4 separate regions of the Mus musculus genome follow, and all the other regions are linked to region 3. Evidence: chromatin loops called from intact Hi-C (ENCODE). Cell type or tissue: heart. All regions are shown on one strand.

What was found. Hi-C counts contacts between places; a loop is a spot of excess contacts. Peaks named below come from ENCODE experiments on the same cell type or tissue, not always from the same donor. Only the 100,000 strongest peaks of a DNase experiment are listed, where the experiment ranks them.
Region 1: a loop joins it to region 3, with 4 times the contacts of the local background. A loop is called at or near these places in 38 of 42 quality-filtered maps.
Region 2: a loop joins it to region 3, with 6 times the contacts of the local background. A loop is called at or near these places in 39 of 42 quality-filtered maps.
Region 4: it touches region 3 in a loop (4-fold over the local background); 7 of 42 quality-filtered maps call a loop at or near these places.

What each region holds. Positions count from the first base shown.
Region 1 is chr14:63,065,365-63,067,864 of GRCm38, forward strand. No RefSeq gene overlaps it. Among named protein-coding and RNA genes, the nearest start is that of Gm35908, 4.2 kb to the right of the region's middle. In heart, a CTCF peak has its summit at 1,451 (motif pointing right); a DNase peak (open chromatin) is centred at 1,757; H3K4me3 peaks cover 1,251 bases; H3K27ac peaks cover 2,428 bases.
Region 2 is chr14:63,075,286-63,077,785 of GRCm38, forward strand. Gm35908 (a long non-coding RNA gene) reads left to right here. Exons shown (of 4, transcript XR_874690.2): 3 at 475-583; 4 at 1,059-2,090. Among named protein-coding and RNA genes, the nearest start is that of Gm35908, 5.7 kb to the left of the region's middle. In heart, CTCF peaks have their summits at 1,065 (motif pointing right) and 2,086 (motif pointing left); a DNase peak (open chromatin) is centred at 1,236; H3K4me3 peaks cover 1,007 bases; H3K27ac peaks cover 2,084 bases.
Region 3 is chr14:63,194,462-63,196,961 of GRCm38, forward strand. No RefSeq gene overlaps it. Among named protein-coding and RNA genes, the nearest start is that of Neil2, 2.2 kb to the left of the region's middle. In heart, a CTCF peak has its summit at 1,521 (motif pointing left); a DNase peak (open chromatin) is centred at 1,520; H3K4me3 peaks cover 9 bases; H3K27ac peaks cover 615 bases.
Region 4 is chr14:63,121,356-63,123,855 of GRCm38, forward strand. Ctsb (cathepsin B) reads left to right here and starts at 1,107. Exons shown (of 10, transcript NM_007798.3): 1 at 1,107-1,210. In heart, no CTCF peak of the experiment used is centred here; a DNase peak (open chromatin) is centred at 1,126; H3K4me3 peaks cover 1,878 bases; H3K27ac peaks cover 2,003 bases.

The DNA.
Region 1 (2,500 bases), 130 kb before region 3:
TTCACAAAATATAGTCTAAGAGAGCTGCTTCAGCCACACACATGCCCACCTCCCCACCTTCCCCACCCCAACCCACCACCAGCCCCACAGTGCTTACTGTGTACTGACCAAGATCCTGCCAACCCTCGCCCACAAACCTGTACCAGAATTGTCAGAGCCTGCGAGCCCAGTGCCCAGTGCTGATGACTCTGACCTGAGGACTCACAGCGGGAGAGTGAGGTGTGTGACCATGTCTACAACCTGAACCTTGACCTGTAAACATCTTAGCAACCTCCTTCTGCCTCTCTGTGGGTTCTTCTTTGCGGAGTCCAGATTCCATGCTGCTGACATTCTGATGGTTCCTGCTGACTGTTCCCGGAGGAAAGCAGGGTGGTTTGCAACAAAAGATCACATCTGTTACACAGGTCTTCATATTGTCACTCTGCTGAAGAGTTACATTGTTCTCTAGGCCATACATGAGCCTGACTGCTACTCAGTTACCCGGATCCACTCCAGGAGACCTGTGAATGGCAACAGCCACCAGGGAGCTCTTCTGTTATAAACCCAACTCCTGCAGGAGCCCAGACAACCCATTTTACATTTTTGTGACGCTGTTGGTCTTTAAGATCTATGTTTTATTCTATATGGATATGTGAATACCTGTGTGTATGTATATGTTTCACACGTGTGCCTGATGTCTCAGGAGGTCAGAAGAGGGTCTCTGATCCCCTGGAACTGGAGTTGCTGACAGCTGTGAGCTTTCTTGCGTGTACTGGGACCTGAACCAAGGTCTTCTGCAAAAGCAGCAAGTGGTTTTTAACTGCTGAGTCATCGCTCCAACCTATGACTTTGTTGTTATCTATTACCCTTATATGGATGTAGGTATACAACACATGATGAATTGAAATCTCCTATAGCATAATAAAGACTGCTATACTATATAATTATTACCATGGTAGGCTATATTAAACACAAAGAACAGTACATAAAACCAATTCCCAATATGAGCACCCATAAGTTTTGTTTGTTTGTTTGATTGGTTGGTTGGTGTTTGTTTGTTTGTATGTTTTCTGAGGTAGGGTTTCTCTGTGTGGCCATGACTGTCCTGGAACTCACTCTGAAGACCAGGCTGGCCTCAAACTCACAGAGATCCACCTGCCTCTACCTCTCAGATGCTCGGATTAAAGGGGTGAGCCACTACACCTGGCTGCACCTGTAACTTTTAGTGAACGTTAGCATTTTGCCACACTGGCTTCAGATACCTTAAGAGGAAAAAAGAGCAAATCATTTCAGCTACAGCGTAAATCTTTGTCGATGCCTCTATTCTAACCTAGCCAGGTAAGCCTGCCACCTGGAGGCTGTTTTCATCATTTACAGTCATGTTGTGAGCTATTTCTGAGCATATACTTATAAATAGACAGCTGCACGTTTAACCTAAGACTGCATTTGAACGCTACAGACACCCATGCAATGCCTGAAAATTCCAGCAGATGGCACTAGAGCCTCGATCAGCGAGGCATTTTTTTATTTAAACAAAACAAAACAAAATAAAGATTTAGCTGTGTTGTGCAGATGAAAACACCTTCTAGCGAAACGGAAAAGGGGCTTCAGTCTTCTGCTTCGGAAACGATAACACCTGGAATCGTTTCTTCCAATTCTTGCCCTAGGCAGAAGGCTCCAGAGGACAAGGACACCAGCAGAGGTGTGGGACTTCTGGGCTGCCATTCAAGCTGCTCAAGTGACCTATGCGTGAATTAGAGGCCCTTCTCCAAGGACAGGTGGCTCAGGGACAAATCATCACTGCATACTGTACCTCTGACTCCTGTCACGTGATTGTGGCTCCCTACCGACTGACATGAGCAGAAAAGCTGGAGCTATTTCTGAAGGTCTTCAGTTTGGAATCCACAACCTGCCGTCTTGATGTACAGATAGACTCACAGCCCAGAGCTTTGGAGCGTCATCCCCTTGGGCACACACAGATTTAGCTGTTATTAAAGGAGTGTGTTGTAAGGTGAGGCATTAGGTGACTCTCGGAGTCAGAGAGCATAGACACCAGAAACCTCTCAGAGCTGTGCCGACGTGACCAAGTTTGGCTTCTTCTGACGATTATCTCTGGCCTCTAAATTCATGGCAGCCAGGACACAGGCATCCACTCCTAACCTTACCCATGAAAATAGCTAACAGATACAGTAAAATTGAGGAAATTGAACAGGGTAGGGAAGGAAGGGCTCACAACCTGATGACCCCTCAGGGCTTCTGGTGACCATACCCCCAGTCCTGGTGTCTGGGCTCGACAAGGGATATGGACCCACAAACAGATCCTGGGGTTCCTGGAGACCTCGGGTTCCCAACAGCTTAGAGACACGGCCACCCTGCACCCCCTCCTCTCCTGGCCCCTCCCTGACCTGCCCTTTCTCTGGCCTCCGGGCCTGAGAAGGCCTAGAGAGGCCGTGGGAGTTTGGCTACCATTATCTGGCCCTTATCACCACTAAGTTCAGGCTGACACGGAGCCCTCTCAGTT
Region 2 (2,500 bases), 120 kb before region 3:
AGTAAACTCTATGAAATCCTCTTGCTTTAGGCCAGGTGTGTGGCTTCACTGACCTCCGCCTGTGGGATCAGTGAGCCCACAGGAGAGCTGACTCCTAATAAACCTGCCTTTATCTATTTTTAATCTGTTCTAATCTGTCGCAGAGGGAGAGAAAGGGTCTATCACTCATCCTTCAGAAGTGCATGTGGGTTTCAGGATGAGTAGCTGATGAAATGTTTCTGGGTCAAAGGCGTATGTGTTCTGCATTGTGAAGATGAGGAACATGGAAGTATTTGGGGGACAGGAGAGTCCTCCTCCGTAGATGCAGGATAGTTTGGGTTAAGATGGAAAGATGAAACTTGGCCTTGGAGTCAAAAGGCAGGAGAGGCTTTGGGTCCCTAATCTACAAGCTCAGCAGGGGCGGGGCTTCAAAGCAGGCCCTGAGTGAGGAGGCTTTGCTTTCAACATGGACTCCCACCCTATCTCTTTCCACAGATGGCAAGATGGTCAGGATAAGCACATGGAATCTAGCCCAAAGTCGTCTGGCCGTGGGTCAGTCTGGGCCTAGAGGACCCAGGAGTCCAGACACCTGGAGTTTGGAGAGGTATAGTTTCCGGAATTGGTGTGTGGGCAGGGGGTGTGGAGTGCAGACAGCAAGGAGGGGCTGATGAAGAAGAATGAGGTGGAGTCGCGGGAGGAGATGAAGGCAGAGGTGTCAGGAAAGTGCAGATGCAGCAGGCACAATCGCGGGTGGAGGAGCAGGTAGCACCGAGCTCAGGTGATGGGCAGGTGGGGGTGGGGTGAGATATGGAAACCAGGCACCTGTGCCGCGGGAATGTGCTGCAGGTCCATACAAACTTAGGGTCATTAGACTATGGTATGAGAGAGTTTCTTAAGTTCCCTATCTACAGACCCCATTCCTTCAGAGACAGGAAAGGAGAAACACCAAAGTCACAGCGGAAAAAGTCAGGGAGGTCTGTATTGGCGTGTTCTAGCAGGAACACTGGCATCCCTGTGAGGAGACTGCTCCTCCTGGATGGATCCTATTCGCTCCAGATAATTGACTGTTCTTCCACCAGGTAAGCCACTTGGTGGCGCTGTGAGCATGAAAAGCGGGCTCTGTAGCCAATAAGCCTTTTGCAAGACTGGAGGTGTGACTTGGAGACTGTCTAAGGGGCAATGTAAAAAGCTCAGCCTACATCCGGACCCCGGCTGGAAACAAATACGGACATAGAGAGGTCCTGCGAGACACCAGGAGGCAGACAAGGCAGGGATGACGACTGTCTGTCTTGTGACCAGGAAACGGGGTTATGAGACCTATTCAGCTTTCTTTGACTCCGCGCTGTTTGGTTAGGAAAGGGCATATGTGTGCAGAGAACAAACAATACAGGGGAAGGGAGTCTACAGAGAGCTGCTGAACTCTAGCTGCCCCCAACAGACCTCCGGTAAAGGAAAAGGAAGACGCGAAAAGTGACCCACAGCTGGGAAACCTACAGGTCAAAACTCGGAGTAGGGCCTGGGGCAGGATGGGGGTGGAGGTGGAGGTGGGAGTGGAACACACCTTAAAATCCCAGCACTAGGAAGGCAGAGGCAGTCTGATCTTCATGAGTTCAAGTCTATCCTAGGCCATAGGGCAAGTTCCAGAACAGCCAGAGCTACACAGAGAAACCCAGTCTTGAAACAAACAAACAAACAAATAACAACAACAACAACAATAAAATAGAGCCTGTTAGGAAGGGCTGAGGACAAGGCCTTGATTGAGCATAGCTGTTCTCCAACTTCTCAGAACCCCGTGCCTGATAACTGTGTCATAGTAGGGTGACAATGAATGACAATAATAGACCATAGGTTTCAAAAAGGTGAGAAACAAGGTTACACAGGGTCTCTCTGTGTAGCCTTGGAACTCACTATGTACACCCAGGCTGGCCTCAAACTCAGAGACTGCTTCCGCCTCCCGAGCTCTGAGATTAGAGGTGTGCACCACCACACCCTGCCTAAGGGCTGGAGTTAGGTCCCTTGCCCAGCACTGAAGAGTTGTCAAGCCCCAGTCAGATGGCTCTCAGCCATCTGCAACTCCAACGCCAGGGGTATCTGATGCCCCCTTCTGGCCTCCTTGGGAACTGCATTCACAGAGCAGCATAAAATATATTTAAAAATTGGTATCTCTGAGAGAGAGAGAGAGATGGAGTTTGGTCGAGTGGGTGGGTAGGTAGCTGGCCAGGGACACCCAGGGAATCTTATCTCCACCTTCCCGGACTGGGGTTACAATCACCACCATCACACTCAGCTTTTCCACTTGAGTCCTGGGGATCAAACTCAAATCTTCATGTCTATGCAACATCCTCACTTCACCTACTGAACTATCTCCGCAGCCCTAGTTAAAATTATTAACTGGTACATAAAGGCATACAATTGTGCATGTTAAGGAAATAATGTGTGATATTTTGATATGTATACACATTCCACAGTGTTTAAATCACATTAAACATGTTTTCTCAAAAATTATTTTTATTTTAAAATT
Region 3 (2,500 bases):
ACAAAGCCTGGCTAGTCCTGAACTCGTGCATGAACCGACAAAGTTAGTTCCTTTAGTACTGGGATTTTTAAACACGGCTAGCACACCTGGCCTGTAACACTTTTAAAGAGTGAGATTTATTTACTTTTGCTTTGTATTATTTTAATCATCTTTGAGTTTATACTATACGCTTTTAAAACGTTGTGTATTGAAGTGTTTTCTTAAGAGATTAAAGATGATACCAGGTTATTCAAAAAATAGGTCGCCAAGAACGGTTGGAGCCAGCACTGTACAGGATGTCAAGAGACCTTTGGTGAACTCCGTGGCCTTCGGAAGTGGCTAAGGTGTCAGTCTCTGAACTTGGCCGGCATGGGGGAGACAGCCCTGCTTCAAGGAGGGGTTCAGCTAGCCTTCTACCATATCGCTGACTGTAGGGCAAGAATAGGAAGTAAGGAGAGGAGGCCTCTAGTATCTCAGAGGTACAAAGCTCCCCTCAAGGCAGAGGGTGAGCTTGAAGGTGCGACATTTGCAGGAGGGGGTCCCTTCTTTTTGTGTATATAAGGACCGGGGCATGTGTTCCCACTTTCGGTATCTGGCATCTTGGGAGACTCACATCTTCTGCAGGATACAGTATGTCCCTGTGGCAGCTTTCACACACACACACTCCTACCTACCTATAAGCCATATCCTAAAGATAAGCCTTGCCTTATCTGGTGGAATTGGAGCTGTGCACCTAAGAGATCTCTTCTGAGCCCAAGGGACTTTGCAGCTGAGAAAAACCAACAGCTCACAGTTTGCTGCTGTCACTTATAATCACAAGTACAGTTTACTGAACACACACCTTGTGCAAGTCACCATGGAAAGTCTTTAACCAGTCTGACTGCTTCATTAGCTGTGAGAAAACAGTATCTAAATCCGGTCTTTAAATGGAACATCTGTGTCATGGTGTTACAGACATAAAGCCACACTCTGTAAACCCTGATACGTATATGAGTCACCCAGAAACGCTTAAGTGTAGGTTATGAGAAATCTGTCACAGGACCAGAGATGTGCCTTTCTGGCACTGATGCTGCTTGTATATTTATTAAAAGACCACACTCTGGCTTGGAGAATGGATCTAAGAAGTCACATTTGTTGAGGGAATGCTTGAGATATTAGTTAGGAAACATTCACAAGCTAAGGATTGTTCAACTCAGGCTGTGCAGGGGCTCCACAGATAGTAAGGTTCTTATTCCACGGGAGTGGAATTCTGGAATCCAAAAGACAGGTTTTACATCTTGGTTCCGTAGTACTTCTGTGATTTCCGACATGTGACTTGAAACCTGTACTTTTGTGTGCAAACCATGTTTGCAAAGACGTACAAATGTTTCCTTCAAGCTGGCTAAAGCTGTCAGTGTCTGGCAGCAGTAGTGCTCAATAAACACTAGTGCTTTTGAGTAGTAGAATTTGGTTGTGTGTTGATCTCAGATCAAGGGCTTGAAAACCCTGCTAACGGAGCTGAAAGGGGAGAAGCGAATGTCTGTGCCCCCACGTGGTGAATGCAAGAACTGCATGCACAGTGCTTCCTGGAGCTCTCCCTCGTCCTGTGGAGGGGCTCTGGAACCATAGGGAAGGTCACTGGATGGCAGCACTGGAGGATCTGGTCCTTCAGGTGACCTCTGAGGCCACTATGATCTGTGCTTCCTTTTTCATAACTTGGTTGTTCTCATTCAACTCTCCCAGGCTGGCCATGGGTGACCTTTGAGACAGTTCCCACATTCTTAGCAACTAGACCCCTAAACGCTCATAGAGTGTAGACTTGTACCTCCAGGAAGGGGATAGAGTGATTGTCAGAAATTATCCAGTATTCATTAAGCTACATAAGGCTTTCTTCAGGCTTCATTTGGCCCACCAAGCACTTGGGCACCCTAGACAGACTTGAATTGGCTAATCTAACAGACTTCCAAACCTAGACTATACCAGATTCTCAAAATAGGCTTTCTTATTAATTTATTTGAGGCAAGGTCTAGTGTAACTCAGGCTGGCCTTGAACTTGCGATCCTCCTGCTTCGAGAGTGCTGAGGTACCAGGCATGTACCACCACACCTGCTTTATACGGTGCTGGGGAATGAACCCAGGGTTTCCTGCATGCTTTACCAATTGAGGTACATCCCCAGCCTAAACCTTTCTCATCTAAGTTACTTATCTCAAGTGTTTGGTTATGGCAAAGGAAAGTTGACAACTGCAGTCAACATGCCAAGCTTTGGGGCCAAGACTTCCTCCTAATCGTCTTGCAGCCCCACATTCAGGGCATATTCGGTGATGAGAAACTTGTGGCCACTAACATCTATCCAACCAAACACAAGCACAGCTAAGCTGCCTCCTGCTCAGAAGCCAGGGCCAAGGCTTACCCAACTGCACAGCGACTTAAAACTGGGTTGCAGGAAGTTTCGTTCGTGCTGGTGGCATAACCATAATGCAGTGTGATTTCTTATGTACACTTGCCCATTGAAAAAGCCATTTATTCTAAGGACATCATTTT
Region 4 (2,500 bases), 73 kb before region 3:
TCATTTCAGTTTGGGTCACAGCCTCAGTATGGCTTCCAGGAAAGGTCACTCCTTTGTGGAAAAGACTTGAAGACCCCCTTCCTGGCAGCCAGAGACACTTTTGGCTTAGACACTTAAACATCTCTAGCTCCTGCCAAGGGCCAGGCTCTGGGCATGTCAGAGGACATTTTGGGCTTTTAGCCAAGAAAGGCTGCTCATTTTTGTTTGGACTTTTTACCCTAAAATAAGCAGCCAGTTTCTACCTGTTGTCAGCAGCTGGGACAGCTGGCCTTGGACAGATGGCCATGGACCTGCCTTTCCGCAAGTTTTCTGAGTTCTTCCTGTATTCCACTTAACTGGGGTTCAGTAACTACACTTCCACTCCTGTCCTTAACTGGGAGCCTACCAATAGAACCTTGGAATCCACTAGATCCAAACCTTTCTTATCGTCACAAGCCTGGCTACAAGATACCATGCTGACATGAGGCCATTCCTATATTACAGGATAGACCTAAGGATTGGAGAGATCTGAGGGTGCTCGACCCTGGGGTGGGGGTGGGGGTATGCTATGACCTGTCAGATCAACTAGGTCAGCCAGCTTCTCACTGGCTAGCTTACCACACAAGATGGGGGGAGGTTCATATGGCCTGGCAGGAGTTCTGAATTTCATAACATGCCTTGGACAAAATTCATGGGGTTTTGGTTTCTCTCTTTCTTTTTAAACTAGGGATCGAACCCAGGGCCTTGGGCTTGGTAAGTAAGAGCTCTACTTCTGGGCTACAATCCCAGCCCAGTTCTAGTTTTTGGTTGCTTCCCTTGGTTTGAGTATTTCTACGCCATTATAGTCTGAGCTTCAGAATATAAGGCCAGGAGGCTCCTCCAGACATTTCCAGGTCCCCGAGCCAGCGGGGCCTTCCCGAGGAATGCATGTCACGAAGATGTTGTATCTTCCCAGTGCAGGGTACCTGCAGAGGTCCCTGGAGAGCATCTCTGTGCGAAATGGAAAGAGAGCAGACAAACCACCAGTTTCTTTTGGGTTTAACACAGCTTGCAGAGTCCCGGGATGAAGGGGGAGGGGCCGGCAGGGGCGGGGGCGCGGTCAAGCATCACGTGACGAATCAGCCCCCAGCGGAGGGCGGAGCTGCGCGGGTACTTAGGAGTGCACGGGAGAGGCCAGGAGCGGCTCCGTTTGGCTTGGTGGCTGCAGGCCCAGGCTGTCGCGCTGCGCTCGGTGAGTTTGCCCGGGGCACAGTGGCTCCATGGCGGAAGTCACTTTGGCTGGGGTCGGGGGAGCGGGCTGAGCAGCGGTGGTGGAGACAGGCCCTTCACTTGCCCAGGGCGCAGGCGCGGTTCCTCCGCGGCCCTAGATGCTGCTCGCCCTGGCGGATCGCGGTCTTAGGCTCCCGCAGGCTAGACCGGCAGAGCTCCAGCTTTCACGCTTTAGGGCCGAGCCTGGTGACCCCGCGGTGATCGGCTTCTTTCCAGTGGCCTTGGCGCACTTCAAGGGCGGAGGTGGGGACTTCGGGGAGCTCCGAGGGAGGAGCTTAAAGGGAAGGGTTCAGCTCTGGCCCTTCCAGCTCGCAGATTGCAAGTCTCAGGGGTGCTCAGGGCGAGTATCGACCTGCATCTAGTGCAGGTTTGTGGCTTATTCTAAAGAATCTGCCCCGGGAACTTTTCCACACACAAACCCACGCAGTGCCTGGCACCCTAAAAGACCTGTTCTATTGAGAATGGGAACCTGGTAGTGGGTGGCTGGGGTGGAACCTGCACGAAGAGTTAAACCGAGAAACAGGAAGAGAAGCAGAGCTAAAGGATAGGGGCTCTCCCAGAACCTTTCTCTGGAGGGGAATGGCCAATGTGATGGAGGAAAGGTACTTGCAGGACAGCCTCCTTCAGTCAGGGCCCTGCTAGCCGGGAGAGATAGCATCCTCTCCCAGAGTGCTGGGCGTGCGGACCAAGAGATAGGTAAATTGGACTTGGTCCCCTAGGGCCCAAGAGTAAAGGACTAAAACCCATCCGCACCTTACCTCCACCTAACCAGATCCCCTCACGTGTTTGGGAAGGGAGATAAATTGTGGGATTGAAAGGGAAGTTTAACTCCTTTTAGTGTCTCGGGAAGACTGATCTCCAGGTGCTTCCTGTGAGGGACTGCTGTGGAGGTATGGTCTGCAGTCCCCGGATTCAGAGTAGCATTTGCAAAATGTTGGTGAAGGTGTCATCTTTGTTCGAAGCCGTTCAGGGGACAGTTGTTTCCCATAGGCTCTGGCCATGGTGACCTAAAACTCCAGAGTCCCCAGAGCCATACCAGAGCAAGGCAATCACGGCACTTGGAAGGCTGAGGCAGGAGAATCGCTGTGCATTGGAAACCAGCCTGGGCTATGTAATGGATTCCACAACAGTGGGACTACAGAGGGAAACGGTTTCATTTCTTAATCCCTCCTTCCTTCCTTAAAAAAAAAAAAAACTCATGCTTAAAAGAAGGTGGAGGAAAATGACCTCTGCTCCTTTAAAGCCACGTGAC